Linked DNA regions of Homo sapiens: region 2 is linked to region 1. Evidence: chromatin contacts called from ENCODE Hi-C or POLR2A ChIA-PET data. All regions are on one chromosome and are shown on one strand. The core of a region is the stretch at or near the end of the contact, and the rest is flanking DNA. Distances in the headings are between cores, read along the strand shown.

Region 1 (7,788 bases), core at 1,655-4,154:
TCACTTGAACCCAGGAAGCAGAGGTTGCAGTAAGCCGAGATCACACCACTGTACTTCAGCCTGAGGGATAGAGTGAGACTCTGTCTCAAAAAAAACAAAAACAAAACAAAACAAAAAACACACACACACACGCAAAACCAAAGTGATAAAATCAGGCTGTATAGGCTGGGCATGGTGGCTAATCCCTGTAATCCCAGCATTTTGGGAAGCCAAGGTGGGCAGATCACTTGAAGTCAGGAGTTCAAGACTAGCCTGGCCAATATGGCAAAACCCCCCTCTGTACTAAAAATACAAAAAATTAGCTGGATGTGGTGGCACGTGCCTGTAATCCCAGCTACTTGGGAGGCTGAGGCAGGAGAATTGCTTGAACCCGGGAGGCAGAGGTTGCAGTGAGCTGAGATCATGCCACTGCACTCCAGCCTGGGTGACAGAGCAAGACTCTGGTCTCGCAAAAAAAAAAAAAAAAAAAAAAATCAGGCTGTGTAAGTTTCATAACTACACAGAACAAATAGAAATGAACAAACTCATTACAAAAAATATCATCTATTGGCCGGGTGTGGTGGCTCATGCCTGTAATCCCAGCACTTTGGGAGGCCGAGGCAGGTGGATCACGAGGTCAGGAGATCGAGACCATCCTGGCTAACACGGTGAAACCCCGTCTCTACTAAAAATACAAAAAAAAAATTAGCCGGGTTTGGTGGCGGGCACCTGTAGTCCCAGCTACTCGGGAGGCTGAGGCAGGAGAATGGCATGAACCCAGAACCCGGGAGGCAGAGCTTGCAGTGAGCCGAGATCGCACCACTGCACTCCAGCCTGGGCAACAGAGCGAGACTCTGTCTCAAAAAAAAAAAAGAAAGAAAGAAAATATCATCTATTCCGGAACAGTAGATATCTACTTATTTCTCCACATCAGAATTCTCTATGTAAAGATTAGCTGTTGAAGCTATTACATTCTGGGTGGTGCTAGAAATCATTACTTAAGGAATAGAAATTAGAATGTTGTTATACATTTACCAAAGCAAAAGAGCAATAATCCAAATTTTAATCAGATCTTAGAGGAAACATTTTTATAGCTGTTTATTACAAGACCTCAGAGTTTTCTTACTGTGAGCACTCTCAAAATTATCTAAAGTATTTTTTTAATTGAACTATTGGTCATAGTTATTAATGTTATTAATATATTACTATAAAAAGGCATAGAAAAATCATAATAAGAAACAGATAATTGCTAAACTATGATTTGAGTTGCCCCTCTAGAGTTTTTTCTTTTGTGGTCTATGTGAAAGGCACCCTATGGTTTTCCATTGCTTTATCTCTTTTTTAAAACCCATAGCGAATTCCCTAAATTTGAATTTGAAACATTTTCAGCGTGAGTTAGAAAGGGGGGAGATGAGGCCGGGCGCAGTGGCTCATGCCTGTAATTCCAGCTCTTTGGGAGGCTAAGGCGGGTGGATCACTTGAGTCTAGGAGTTTGAGACCAGCCTGGGCAACATGGAGAAACCCCATCTCTACAAAAAAATACAAAAAATTAGCCAGGCAGAGTGGCATGCGCATATAGTGCCAGCTACTCTAGAGGCTGAGGTGGAAGGATTGCTTGAGCCCAAGAGGCGGAGGTTGCAGTGAGCCATAATTGCACCACTGCACTCCAGCCTGGACAACAGGACAAGACCCTGTCTCAGAAAAAAAAAAAAAAAAAGGTGGAGAGGTGAGTTAAAGGATAATTGGCTGCAGTTTTACAGTCTACAGTTTTAGACTGTAAATCGGCATATCACTTTTCAAATATTAACTCAACCTTCAACAGGCATGAGAAGCTGAAGTTGTTTCTAACTAGCCAGGAAAATGAGAAGTATTATTGCATATCTCTCAGCATATTAGGAAGAATTGGAAGAAAAACAGACCCAGAGCTCTGGATTCTATCTTTTGCTCCAAAGTAATGATAGGAAGCTTTATTCATCTAACAATGGATGCTGTGATTTTAAAAATTTAAAACTACTCTTCTTGATGAAATAAGGAAAAACAAAAGGGGGAAGGAAAGGAATTAGGAAAGGAAAGAGGGAGAGGGGAGCAAGGGAGTGATTAGTATGCTTACATTTTATACTCTTGTGAGGATTAAGAATAATGTGTGTGGGCTGGGCACAGTGGCTCATGCCTGTAATCCCAACACTTTGGGAGCCTGAGTTAGGAGGATGGCTTGAGCTCTGGAGTTCAAGATCAGCCTGGGCAACATAGTGAGACCCCATCTCTACAAAATATAAACAAAATAAGCTGGGCATGGTGACGAGTGCCTGTAGTCCCAGCTACTCAAGAGGCAGAGGTGGGAGGATTGCTTGAGTCCTGGAGGTCAAGGCTGCAAGTGAGCTATGAACATACCACTGCACTCCAGTCTGAGTGACAGAGCTAGACTCCATCTCAAAAAAGAAGAAGAAGAATATGTGTGAAGTCCCATATAGTCCCAGTCCCAGCACACTGTCCCTACTTACTTACTAGACACAGTATTATAGTATCTGTGACAGTGATGGGCATGTAAAATTGTATGTTTAGTCAAATCATATTTGACTGGAGACATGTCTAACTTGTTTAATAAGTCACATTTATAATGCCTTTGCTACTCATGAACATCCAGTCACTTGATTTCACTGATACCTGCAGTCCTAGGCTTGCCAGTGTCCCAGGCCTCTTTGTTCACTATTTCCTGGGCTACTGCTTAGGCTCTATGCCTATTATACATGTAGATATGACCCTCTGTTCTCTGTCATCAACAGCAGTTGAATCAGAGGCCTTGTTTTGGTTATCTCTTGCTGCCTAACTACCCCAAAATTTAGTGGTGTGGAACAACAACCATTATGTTCTCTCTCACAATTTTGTGGGTTGATGTGCTTCAGCTGAGTGGTTCTTATGGTCCATGTGATATTGGCTGGGGCTGCAGTCACTTGGGGGCTTGAATGGTCTGGAATGTTCAAGGCTGCTCATTCACATGGCTGATAGTTGATGCTAGTCATCAGCTGGGAGCCCAGCTGGGCTGTCAGCTGAAGTGGCCACCTGTGGTCTCTCCATGCCCATGTGGCTCAGGCTTCTGACAACATGGTGGCTGAGTTCTGAGAGGGGAAATCGCAAGAGTGAGCCTTCCAAGAGAAGAAAAGTAGAAACTCTCAGTTCTCTTTTTTTTTTTTTGAGACGAAGTCTTTCTGTCACCCAGGCTAGAGTGCAGTGGCGTGATCTCGGCTCACTGCCAGCTCCGCCTCCCGGGTTCACACCATTGTCCTGCCTCAGCCTCCTGAGTAGATGGGACTACAGGCGCCTGCCACCATGTCTGGCTAATTTTTTGTATTTTTAGTAGAGACAGGGTTTCACCGTGTTAGCCAGGATGGTCTCAATCTCCTGACCTTGTGATCCGCCCGCCTCGGCCTCCCAAAGTGCTGGGATTACAGGCGTAAGCCACTGCGCCTGGCCTAACATTTTAGTTTTCTTTTTTTTTTTTTTTTTTGAGACGGAGTCTTACTCTGTCGCCCAGGCTGGAGTGCAGTGGCGAGAGCTCGGCTCACTGCAAGCTCCGCCTCCCAGGTTCACGCCATTCTCCTGGCTCAACCTCCAGAGTAGCTGGGACTACAGGCACCCACCACCGTGCCCGGCTAATTTTTTTGTATTTTTAATAGAGATGGGGTTTCACCGGGTTAGCCAGGATGGTCTCGATCTCCTGACCTCGTGATCCGCCCACCTCAGCCTCCCTCAGTTCTCTTAAAAACTAGCCTCAGCCAGTTGTGGGGGCTCATGCCTGTAATCCCCATACTTTGGAAGGCCAAGGTGGGTGGATCACTTGAGCCCAGGAGTTTGAGACCATTTGTGAGTCTCTACATGGCAACATGGCAAAACCCCGTCTCTACAAAAAAATACAAATACAAAAATTAGCCAGGCATGGTGGCGTTCACTTGTAGTCCTAGCTACTCAGGAGGCTGAGGTGGGAGGATCACCTGAGCCTGGGAGGCGGAGGTTGCAGTGAGTCGTGATTGCACCACTGCACTCTAGCCTGGATGACTGAGCGAGACTCTGTCTCAGAAAAAAAAAAAAATTAAAGGCTAGCCTCACTTCTGTTGCATTCCCTCCCCTCCCCTCCCCTATTCTCTCTCTCTCGCTCTCTCTCTTTCTTGCTTTCTTTCTCTCTTTCTTTTTGAGCCAGGGTCTCACTTTGTCCCTGAGGCTGTAGTGCATTGGCACCATCTTGGCTCACTGCGGCCTCAACTTCCCGGGTTCAAACAATCCTCCTATCTTGGCCCCCCAAGTAGCTGAGACTACAGACATGCACCACCATGCCTGGCTAATTTTTTTTTTTTTTTTTTTTTTTTTTGGAGAGACAGGGTTTTGCCATGTTGCCCAGGCTGGTCTCAAAACTCCTGAGCTCAAGCAATTTGCTCACCTTGGCCTCCCAAAGTGCTGGGATTACAGGTGTGAGCCACCGCGCCCAGCCTTCTGTTATCACAGGCCAGCTCAAATTCAAAGAGTGAAGGAATTGACTCAGCTCTTGATGAGAGATTGGCATGTGCATATAGGGAATGGCCTTCTTACTATAGGGTCAGTACCATATTCCTTTCAAATTGCCTTCATGAAGTGTAAGTCTTTTTAAAAGGATACTTACAAACTCAAGATTCATACCCTAGAAGTAATTCTGGAAAAGGTGGTAAGATATCATTGACCTAAACATGAGAACCTGGAATGATTTGTCTTGGACCCAGTTGTATGGCATTGGAACCATACTTGTGTCAGTACATAAACATGAAAGAGCTAATCTCTTTTGAATGGAAAATGTGGCCCAATTCTGTAAGAAAGGGTTTAAGGCCATACGTGATTATTGCTAGAGCAGTGGTTCTCAAAGTGATTTTGTCCTTCAGGGGGTATTTGGCAATGTCTGGAGACATTTTTGGTTGTTGCAACTGGGTAGGGGGCAGTGCTACTGGCATGTAGTGCATAAAGGCCAGAGATGAAGCTAAGCATGATACAATGCACAGTGCAGCCCTCTCCCACAACAAAGAATTGCAGCCCAAACATGTCAATAGTTTCAAGGCTGCCTGAGCTACAGCAAAGATTCTTCCCACACTGTCTTGGAAGTTCATACAAAGTACATTGCTTTTTATACTCCAAGACATCATTTGTGCCTTTTTTCCTATAAAAAACTTTTCTATCTGTATATTTCCAAATTCAAATTGTGAGATTTCTTTAAAGGCTCTTTACAACTTCTATTTATTTTTTGTATTTAAATAATTTATAGGGCCGGGCGTGGTGGCTCACGCCTGTACTCCCAGCACTTTGGGAGGCCAAGGTGGGTGGATCACTTGAGGTAAGGAGGTCGAGACCAGCCTGGCCAACATGATGAAACCCTCTACTAGAAATACAAAAATTAGCTGGGCACGGTGGCAGACACCTGTAATCCCAACTATTCAGGAGGCTGAGAAAGGAGAATTGCTTGAACCTGGGGCGGAGGTTGCAGTGAGCCAAGATTGTGCCACTGCACCCCAGCCTGGGCAACAGACCGAGACTGTCTCAAAAAAAAAAAAAAAAAGAATTTATGTACAGAGGTTGGATCAAGGTGACTTGTAGGGCACACCAGTTCCATCCCTTTTCTTCTACCTCAAACTCTAAGAGATGACAAGAAAAAAATTACATCTATGTATAAATCCATCTTTATCTGTATCTATACCTGTGTGTGTGTGTGTGCGTATGTCTATATCTCCTGAAAAGGAAGAAGAGGTGATGACTATGGATCAGAAATTTTGAGCATCATTGAAAGGCTGTGCATCAGGAAAGGCTAAATTATGCTGTGGTAACAACTCCCAAATTGAAGTTGTTTAAAAAACTATAGACTATTTCTCATTCATGCTCATTTGGACTGTCAGAGGGCTAGTTGTTTAGGGACCTAACAGCCACCATCTTTTTTTTTTTTTTTTTCTTTTTGAGACAGAGTTTCTCTCTTATCACCCAGGCTGGAGTGCAGTGGTGCGATCTTGGCTCACTGCAACCTCCATCTCCCAGGTTCAAGCCATTCTCCTGCCTCAGCCTCCCAAGTAGCTGGGATTACAGGCGTGTGCCACCAGGCCAGCTAATTTTGTATTTTTAGTAGAGACGGGGTTTCACCATGTTGGTCAGACTAGTCTCAAACTCCTTACCTCAAGCGATCCACCCACTTCCGCCTCCCAAAGTGCTGCGATTATAGGCATGAGCCACCATGCCTGGCCCAGCCACCATCTTGAATGTTGCTATTGCCTTACAGAGGCAAAAAGAGAACTCCGAAGGGCTTCTCATTGGCAGTTGAATGCTCTGCCCTGGAAGTGAACGAGAATCAAGTATCCTACTCACAGTTCATTGCTCAGGACTACTTACGTGGCCCCAGGACGTGCAGTCCTGTCAGTGGCCTGGAGAGGGGAGAATGGAAAATGTTTGACATATGGCTTGATTAACTCCTTCAAAGGCCAGGACAGATGGGCTCTACTGGAAGGAAGAAGCCACAGCTCAAGTGTGCACAGGGCAGGGCTCCTCTGGAAGATGGGAGTGGCTCCTGAAGATATAGCAGGGAGGAGAGGACCCTGTACAAAAGACAGAGTAATTTATTAGAGTACTCTCACAGGAATAACCTGGGAGATTGATTCCCCCGCCCCCCGTATCCCATAGATGGGAAAATTAGGAGGAGTGCTCTATTTTAACATTTGGAAATGTCTTAACATTTGATCTTTAATGTGCTATGGAAGTTACATAAGTCTCCACTATAAAGTTCCGTGTTCAAAAGCATTGTGCCTAGTACTGTGTGTGCTACATTGGATGTTCTCAGTGGGTACTCATTGAATTGAATGATGGTTCTAAACTTACCACAGGAAAAATGCATACACTGTTTTTAAAAATTATCATTGTTATTATTATACCATTATTCTATCTTACAGAGAAGTTTGGATTTGGAAACAAGTTAGAGTCCTGTGAGGGCCTTTTAAGGAATTTCTCCTGCCCAGGAAGCTGCCAGGATCCAAAGAAAAAGCATGTCCAGATCCCAACTTCCCTTGTATTGCTGCTTATTTTTCCTTGCAATTTCCCTGACCCAGCCACCATGCTTGCTCTTTGCACCTTCTCAGCTTTGTGAAAGGATGTCCTTGGTCCTCCAGGCCCTGCTTTCCTGTTGGTGGCCTCTATCTGGATTGGGTCTCTTGAGACACTGTTAGGGGTCAGACTTCCTGGGGCCAGATCTGCTACCCACTAGCTCTGTGACTTTGGGCAAGCTTCTTAATCCTTCTGGGCCACACTTTCCTCATTTGGAAACTTTGAATAATACTAGTACGTACATCATAAGGTACTAGGGTTAGTATGAGATGCAGTGATACTTACAAAGTGGTTAGAGCAGTACCTGGTGCTTTGTAAGTGTCTGATCCATGTTAGCCATCGATGTCATCACCACCTCTCCTCCAAGCTATATCCATGTCTTTTCTTTTCTTCTTTCCTTCCTTTCTTCCTTTCTATTTTTCTTTTTCTTTTCATTTTTTTGACAGGGTCTCACTCTGTTGCTCAGGCTGGAGTGCAGTGGCGTGATCATGGCTCACTGCAGCCTAGACCTCCTGGGCTCAGGTGATCTTCCCACCTCAGCCTCCTGGGTAGCTGGGACTACACATGTGCGCCACGTTGCCCAGTGTCTCAAGCAATTCATCCACCTTGGTCTCCTAAAGTGCTGAGATTACTGGCGTGAGCCACTGTGCCCGGCCTCTTGAGCTTTCTTTTAATGATTATACCAAGAATTCTTCATCACTCACTGCAGGGCCA
Region 2 (7,788 bases), core at 1,581-4,080, 45 kb after region 1:
TTTTTTTCATCTGACAGAGAATGGAAACTTTCCATTTCCAGAATCCCTCAAAGCTACTGTTCAGGGTTTGTTAACTAAATGCATTTCCATAAACCTTTGAATTCAGATCTAGATTGTGTGGGATGAGAGATGGGACATAGGACCTTCATTTTTTGCTGGTATGGATAGTGGCAGAGGCAGCATCGTTCTGGAACTAGTCGCTGTAGTGATAGCGTCCTGATTTAACAGTCAGCTTTTTTATTGGGAAGCTTCCAGTTGTTAGTTTGGAGCAACATCTGAACCGGCAGCTTCCTAATTCTTTAGGTTCTTAATAGTGATCAAGGCAACAGCCCCTTTGGCCGTTCATTTCTGCTGAATGGTTTAAGAAGTAATTCCTAAAAGCTAGGCCTAAAGTCCATTTCTGCAGCTCTCCTAACAATGATGTCAACTATGTGTTCCTTAATATGTCTTTTTGCTTGAAGCAGCCAAAGTGATTTATGTTGGTTGTAACTAAAAACCCAGAAGAATCAACTTACCTAATAGGGCTTTTGTGAGTTGTAATAAGGTAAGGCATTTAAAGTGCTTAGAACATTATCTGGATTGCTATTTCTTTTTTTTAATATTCTTAGGGCTTGTTCTGGCCTTAGTCAATGGAACACCTACAACCATAAATAAAAGATATTTATTAGTTTCTTTGTTCATTCATTCATTCATTTATTCATTCACTGAAACAAATATTTAGTGAATGTCTTGTCAAGGCATGTTTCAGTAGCCTTAGGATAGTGGTTACCAATTAGAACCATCTAGGAATCTTTTTGAAAAAACTTAATTTCTATGCCACATCCATAACTTACTGAAAATAGCGAGTGTGTGTGTGTGTGTGTGTGTGTGTGTGTGTGCACATGCATATGTATACATAAATATTTTTTTAATTGGAATACCATTTACATATAGTAAAGTACATAAATCTTATGTGTTACAGTTTGGTGAATTTTTATATATGTGGGTGTATACCCACATAACCACTACCTAGATCAAAATATAGAAAAACAGAAATTTGCATGAAAGATTTATTGTGTGCATGGGTGTTTTGGGGGCCCCATTAGGAGCTAAAGCTTCAAATGCATTTGAGGTTTTGCCACTTAGAGGTCAAAAAAATTTAGTCATCCAGAATGACCAGTATAATTAGGTTATTTTTCATTTCTTTTTCTTCTTCATAGCATCCTTCAAATTTGTATTCCTTTTTAGGTTTATGCATTTATATGTGAAATGAAATTTATGGAGAACCTTAGATAACAGAAAATTCTAAAATGTTAATAAGGCAGTAAATGTTATCAGTAATAACTCCATGACTCATAATTTCTGCCTCTGTTTATCTTATGATTGGCATAATTTATTGACTAAAAGTACATTTAACTGCTTTCTTGAAGCTTAAACAGCTTCTTTCTCATGATCTCTTCAAAGAGTGAATATCATGAAAGAGTAGAAATAATTATTTTCCCTTTTTTCCAAAAGAGTGTTTGGAATAGATATCTTTGTCTGTGGGCCAATGGCTGCACACTCAGTAGTGCAATGCAGAGGCTATTAGAGCAGCACGCATGAGCTGAGTTAGGAAGATAAAGTTACTTAAAAAGCAAATGGAAATAGTTGACTATGGAGAAAGAGAACATTGTCTACAAAACATTAATAGCCTTTACAATTTTTATAAAACCAACCTAGAACAACTTTGAAGTTGAATGATTTTGCATAACTGGCTTATTATGGAATGAAACTTTCAGAAACAAAATATAGAGTGGAGATGAACTGTATACTTTTAAGATGATCACGTGTGATTTGAGATCAGAGTCTAGCATTGGAATACTGTTTCAAGGATAGCTGGACTACCTTGGTGAATTAAATAGATGTGTCACTAAAGGAATAGAAAACCTTGAAATTGTATGTAGCTCCTTCCTCTACCTTCAGATAAAATTTCTGTACATCAGCCTAAGTGGTAAGAATATTGTCTATTTCAAGCACTTTTAGAAAATGAGCTTTGGATATAAGGGCAATCTGGGTATGACATTTATTATTTTGGTCGATCTGGCCAGTTAAGAGACTGATGTCTTAACTCCTTCACCATTGCCTGCACGTCCCTAAGTTGGTAATTATTTTCTTGGAACTTTGAAGGTCTTGTTTCATTGCCTTCTTGTTTACAGAACATTGTGATTAATAAATTTGAGGATTTGTGCTTTATCAGTTCTGAGAAATTCCCACCCATTAACTCGTTGTCTCATTGTGCATTGCCTTTCCTTCGTTCTCTCTGTTAGCTCTTTCTGAAATTCCAATTACATGCATGTTGGACCATCTCACTTTGACTTCCATATCTCTTATTTTTTTCTCTATCTCTCTCTCTATGCTAAATTGTAAGTAATATCTTCAACTCTGATTTCTATTTTCTAATTATCTTTCCACTGGACTCTAGTCTTGTTTTACCTATTTGCTGAGGTATAAATACCTATTACTATATTTTTTCTTTTTCTGTAATTTAACATTTTCTCATTGTGCTTTTTGTTTATTTTTCTCATTTACCTGTTCATTTTTTGTAGTCTCTTGTTCCTAACTCAAACTTTCAACTTCCCATTTTATTTCTTTAACATATTAAGCATATTTGCCTTATATCCTGATTGTGTTAACGCCAATATCTGAAGCCACCATGGGCCTTGTTTGCTGGCTCACTTTGCTTACTCCCACTCGGTAAAGGTAGATTTGTTTTTTCCCTGTGCATTTTGAGCTCATGTTCAATGGAACTCTGTGTGGACGGTTTCTTTTGGTGTTTGGTTGAAAGTACATCCCTCTAAGGTTTACGCTTGCTTTCACTAGACATATGAGGGCATGTCAGTCTGGAACCATATTAAAATAAATAGCTGGCTTAGAGGTTTTTAGACCACAAAAATAGTTTCAATTTGAGCACAAACACATGTGAGTTCTGGCTCATGATCAATTGTTTTTTTCTTTTTTTTTTTTCCTTTTATTTTCTTTTATCAGGTTAAATCTTGGGGCAGATATTTCTTTTTTTTCTCTCTCTCTCTACCCAGAGCCAAGGCCAAGACAAGTTTTTGTTTGTTTTGTTTTACTATAACCTTTTACAAGGCGTATTTTGTTCTCTAGTTCACTTTTTCTCTGGTGGCGTAACTTCAGGGCTCTCAGCTTTATGTGGTGATTTCTTGTTAAGCACCCCCACCTTGCCATGGCCCTAGGCTTTGTGTCCTGAACCCTGTGTGGACGTTGAAGCTGACATGCTAGGTCTAGACACCAGCTCAGGGTTTGCAGACCTCTCAGAACTTCTATTCTCATTTTGCTTTTGGTCTGTACAGGCTTTCCTTGCTTTGTTACCAGCTCAGTCAAACATTTTAAAAGATTTTTCAAAAATATTTTATCCAACAGTTTTAGATGTTTGGTAACAGGAAGGATTTTCAGAATATCTTGTCTACCATATTCTTTTGTCAAAAATAAGTAACTATTTCTGTGACCACACTAGAGGTATCCTCGCGAAGGTGGAAATTCAATTCCATGTATTCCTCACTTCTAGCCCTTAATAACTCATGTTAGAAAATTTCCCAACACAAATGCATCCCAAACCCATCTTTCTCTGTCACTTAGCCTCAGTTTTCACTTGTCTTCTGTCTATATTCCTTTTCTGCGTAAGTTGTATCACGCAAATTTTAGATTTTGTGGCTTTTTTCCAGTTTCTTTGAGTTTTCTGTGTTCTCCAATGTTATGTGCTTCAGGAGAGAAGGCTCAAAGCTTTGCTCTCCTTAAATTCAAGTGTAAATGGGAGGCATGGGTGTTGAGAGTGATCTCCTATAACTGATCTCATGGTGTTTCCTTCTTGTCTTGCCCGTTTAATTCAGCGCTGTGATTCTGACTCAGCCAGCAGTCATTCTGTGAACTCTAGATCTTCTCTGCCTATTTTCACAATTTTTTGTTTTATTTTTAATGCTGCCTGTTTCTCTTCTTCAGTGTATTTACTAACTCAAACTTTTCCTGAAGCTCTTTGCTTGATTAATAGCTGTCATCAACTTACAAAAACCACTGCCACCATCAGGCTCTCTGGAGGTTGAGTCATTTCAGTCCCACCCACATCCTGGTGCAGGTCCCCCTTAGAGGGATGTGTTTGGGGATGGCTGGAGGGCTCTACCAGCCTGGGCTTCTGTGTTTGACACTCCCACACACTGAGGCACCTGCTGTTTCTGCCCACACTAGGATCATGTTTACTTTGCAGAGGGTGCACCAGGGACCTCTGTATAATCATAGTCCTCCTGCTGTGAGATGGGTAATGTTCACTATGATTCATCCCTTCAACTCTAATGCCAGGATGGGGCAGTAGCTATTGGTAAGGCTGATGTTCCTTCCAGTTACAGTTACAAATAAATGCTTGTTTGTCTGGAGTTTCCTTTTGATATAATATCTATCACTGTGTAGTAGACATATATATATATATATATATATATATATATTTTTTTTTTTTTGAGACACAGTCTCACTCTGTCGCCTAGGCTGGAGTGTAGTAGTGCGATCTCGGTTCACTGCAACCTCCGCCTCCTGGGTTCAAATGATTCTTGTGCCTCAGCCTCCCGAGTAGCTGGGACTACAGGTGCACGCCACCATGCCTGGCTAATATTTTTTGTATTTTTAGTAGAGATGGGGTTTCACCACGTTGGCCAGGCTGGTCTCAAACTCCTGACCTCAGGTGATCCACCTGCCTCGGCCTCCCAAAATGGTGAGCTTACAGGCATGAGCCACCGTGCCCAGCCAGACATATATTAATAGAAGCATTCACTATTCACTTTGAAAAATCCCAGACGTTAAAGAACAAGTACCTTAATACTCTAACAACTCTGCTGTGGGTACTATTCTTGTTACTAAGGTACTAATTATAAAGTATCTTTTATTTATTGAGCACTTAGCATGTGCTGGGCTTCCTGCTAATAAATCATTTAATCCTTACAAGAGCCCTATGAGGTAGGAGCTGTTACTAACCCCATCTTATAGATGAGGACATGGAGATTCAGAGATGTGAAGTAACTTGCCCAGGATCTCATAGCCAGTAAAGGACTTGCTAGGACTCAAACTCAAGGCTTCTTCCCAAGTCCATGCTCACAGACATCTCTTCTCTTAGGACAAAACCAGATTTCTGATCTATGGCAATGAACTTTTGCAAAGGCCAGAACTTAAGTCTACCTTACAAGGTAACATATTTGAAAGTAAAACTGTGTTGCCTGCATTGCACAGAACTGATGTTAGAATACCTTTGCGAAAACTGCTTTGAGAACCAGCATGTGTAACATAAGAAAATCAATTTTCTTTTGTAGACAAACCTTGCCTTTCACCCCAGGCCATGTTATCCTGCTTGATCACCTACATTATTTACAGATTTCACTCCTCATGCCTCTTAACAGTTTCTAAAAAGGAGATTCTGTCCCCTGAGGATGGAGATTTGTCACCAATGAGGACATTCATAAGAAGCTTCCAGAGGGAGTGAAGATGACTCCTAAGGGGCTCCAACAGGTTCTCAGCGATGTCATTTTACAAATAAGAGCTCGGCCCTTGGGGTGATTACTTTAAAGGGGAAGTGCTCGGCTGTATCAGTACATTCTAGTGTGTTTGTTTACAATCCATTCTCTGACTTCATAGATATACTTAATGTCGACTTGATATGGAATGAAATCTGTTTACAAAAATCCACATCTAACAAAACTTCTATGGCATATGGAAAAACGCCAGACTTTCCTCATCTATTACAGATGTTACCTTCTCTGGGAAAGGCTTATTGCAAATGTCAACACTGAAACTGGCTCTGTTTTGATAGAAATCTTGTTCTGTTTCTCTTTAAATCTAAGAACTACCAAATATTGACTTGTTGATTTGGACAGATTGTGGGAGGCCCACAATCTCCTCTTGAAGGAAAAAGGATCAGGTTTCTGCTTCCCCAGGAAACGGGGAATTATCTCTCTGCTGAATATGTATGTATCAAGCAACCCTCTGGTGTCATTTTTAAAGTGCTTATATTTTTCTTACGCGTAAGGTTGACGTTTGAAGCATCATCTTAATTAGCTGCTCACATTTAATGTGACTTGGCCGCAGTAAACAGTCGTAATCAAAATAGCAATGTTGCCATAGCAACCAAGATCCAACTCAATTGCTTTTCCTTTCTACTCACAAGTGCTGCTTACCATCTAGGCAAGGATATGAAACAAATCTACTGAAACCTCGTGTGTGAAATGAAAGTTTAAAAACCACTGGGGAAAAACATCCCTGAATGATTGTTTTAAGTGTTTCAGTGAAGCTCCTGGCTCCAAATGGCTCCTGAAGGAAATTGCCTCCCTGGTTCTCTTGTCTGACAGCTTTGCCTCCTGAGAGCTGTTCCCCACACGTGGACGGGATCGGGGGAACCATAGATTTATTCCAGCTGAAGCTGCAAGGTCCAGAAAGTGGGAGAGTTGATCCAGATAATTCCCCATGGCTTTTCTAGCTATAAAGTGTTAGGTTCCGATCCTTTAACTTGGTTATTTCTTTATTGCAAAATGCAAAACCACGCTGTTTTAAAACAAGCCTCGGGGTAAGCCTCAGTTTCATGGAAAAGAAGACAGAGGATTATTAATCATTTTTATGCTGTAAGCCGGTAGTTCCTAAATTTTTATTATCTGAATCCTTTAGGGAAGCCCTCGAACTCCCCTGCTCGGCCCATCATCACCAGCACTTGTTCTAATGACGTCAAATGATAGCCATATGAAGATCATATTAGGGTTTTTTTTTTCTTTGTTGTTAATTATTGCATATCTTGGTATGAAGATCATATTAATGAAGAAAATTAATGAGCAGATAGACCTTTTCTGTGTTCTAATTGCCAACCCCTTCTTCCAGTGATCCTGGAGACTTGGTCTTGGTCTCAATTTTCTCATCTGGAAAATAAGACACAGTAGAGCTGGATATTTTCCCTGCTCTTGGATCCAGCTTGGTACATGACTTCTTTATTAAATAGAATAGAAAACCAGTATCACCTTTGGTAGTGATAAGCCGATGCCGTGAGGGTTGTTTTGCTTGAGAAAACAAAAACAAACCCTGTGGCTTCTCCGGAGGTCCTTGTTTCACCCTCACCTTCTTTTTATCGCTTTCCATGTAAGAGACGGAAATAATCTAATTGTGAGATTAATCAGAGAAATCAGACAAAAATGTTTTCTGTGTAATTCATTTTGTATGCCATTAAAAAGAAATAAGATAAAAAGAGAGAGTGAAAAAAAGTAGGAACATGGTCAATAATATGAATAAGCAGTTCACAGAAAAGGAAACACAAGTGGCCCCTAACTGTATGAAAAGCAGCTCCGCCATAGAAGTTGTCAGGGAAATGGAAACCCAAATTGGAGATACAACTTTAGTGTCTGACAATATCAGAATTTGGCAAAGATGTGGAGAAACAGGAAAACCCAAACACTGCTGGTGGGGGTGTGATTGTTATTCTACAACCATTTTGGAGAGCAATTTGGCAGGATCTAGTCAAGTCGAAAATGCACATTCCCTTCGATTCCATAATTCTCCTTTTGGATGTATTTCCGGAGAAAGTCTCCTGATACATGTGCACAAGGCGGTATTTATCAGGAGGTTCACTGAGGCCTTATTTGTGATAGTGAAAATTAAATATAGCCTACCTGTCTATCAGAAAAGAATGGATGAAAAATAATGTAGCATGTTCCTATATTAGAATACTATAGAGCAGTTTTACATAATCAGCAATGGCTAAAAGTAAAACATCATAAAGTAGCATGCAAAACT

Evidence for each region. A loop is a pair of places that touch in the nucleus more often than their neighbours do. ChIA-PET counts read pairs that join two places held with the same protein, here RNA polymerase II (POLR2A). Pooled maps may share reads with other maps.
Region 2: a loop to region 1 is called in a map with no recorded cell type, with 8 times the contacts of the local background. The contact joins two enhancer-like sites. A Hi-C loop is called at or near these places in 4 of 168 maps with a recorded cell type or tissue (CD4-positive, alpha-beta T cell, CD4-positive, alpha-beta memory T cell, endothelial cell of umbilical vein and 1 more), 19 of 37 single-sample maps with no recorded cell type and 10 of 50 pooled maps. POLR2A ChIA-PET finds 5 or more read pairs at or near these places in 15 of 52 experiments (A673, B cell, BJ and 12 more).

Annotation. Positions count from the first base shown.
Region 1 is chr20:5,795,152-5,802,939 of GRCh38, forward strand. All of the region lies in intron 2 of SHLD1 (shieldin complex subunit 1), which reads left to right. Among named protein-coding and RNA genes, the nearest start is that of SHLD1, 49 kb to the left of the region's middle. RefSeq lists an enhancer at 2,972-3,171. Within about 2 kb of position 2,905, at least 4 of the 41 ENCODE cell types and tissues checked have a DNase peak (open chromatin) inside an H3K27ac peak, as active enhancers do.
Region 2 is chr20:5,840,326-5,848,113 of GRCh38, forward strand. The region is part of intron 2 of SHLD1 (shieldin complex subunit 1); the gene reads left to right. Among named protein-coding and RNA genes, the nearest start is that of CHGB, 67 kb to the right of the region's middle. RefSeq lists an enhancer at 3,992-4,061. Within about 2 kb of position 2,831, at least 4 of the 41 ENCODE cell types and tissues checked have a DNase peak (open chromatin) inside an H3K27ac peak, as active enhancers do.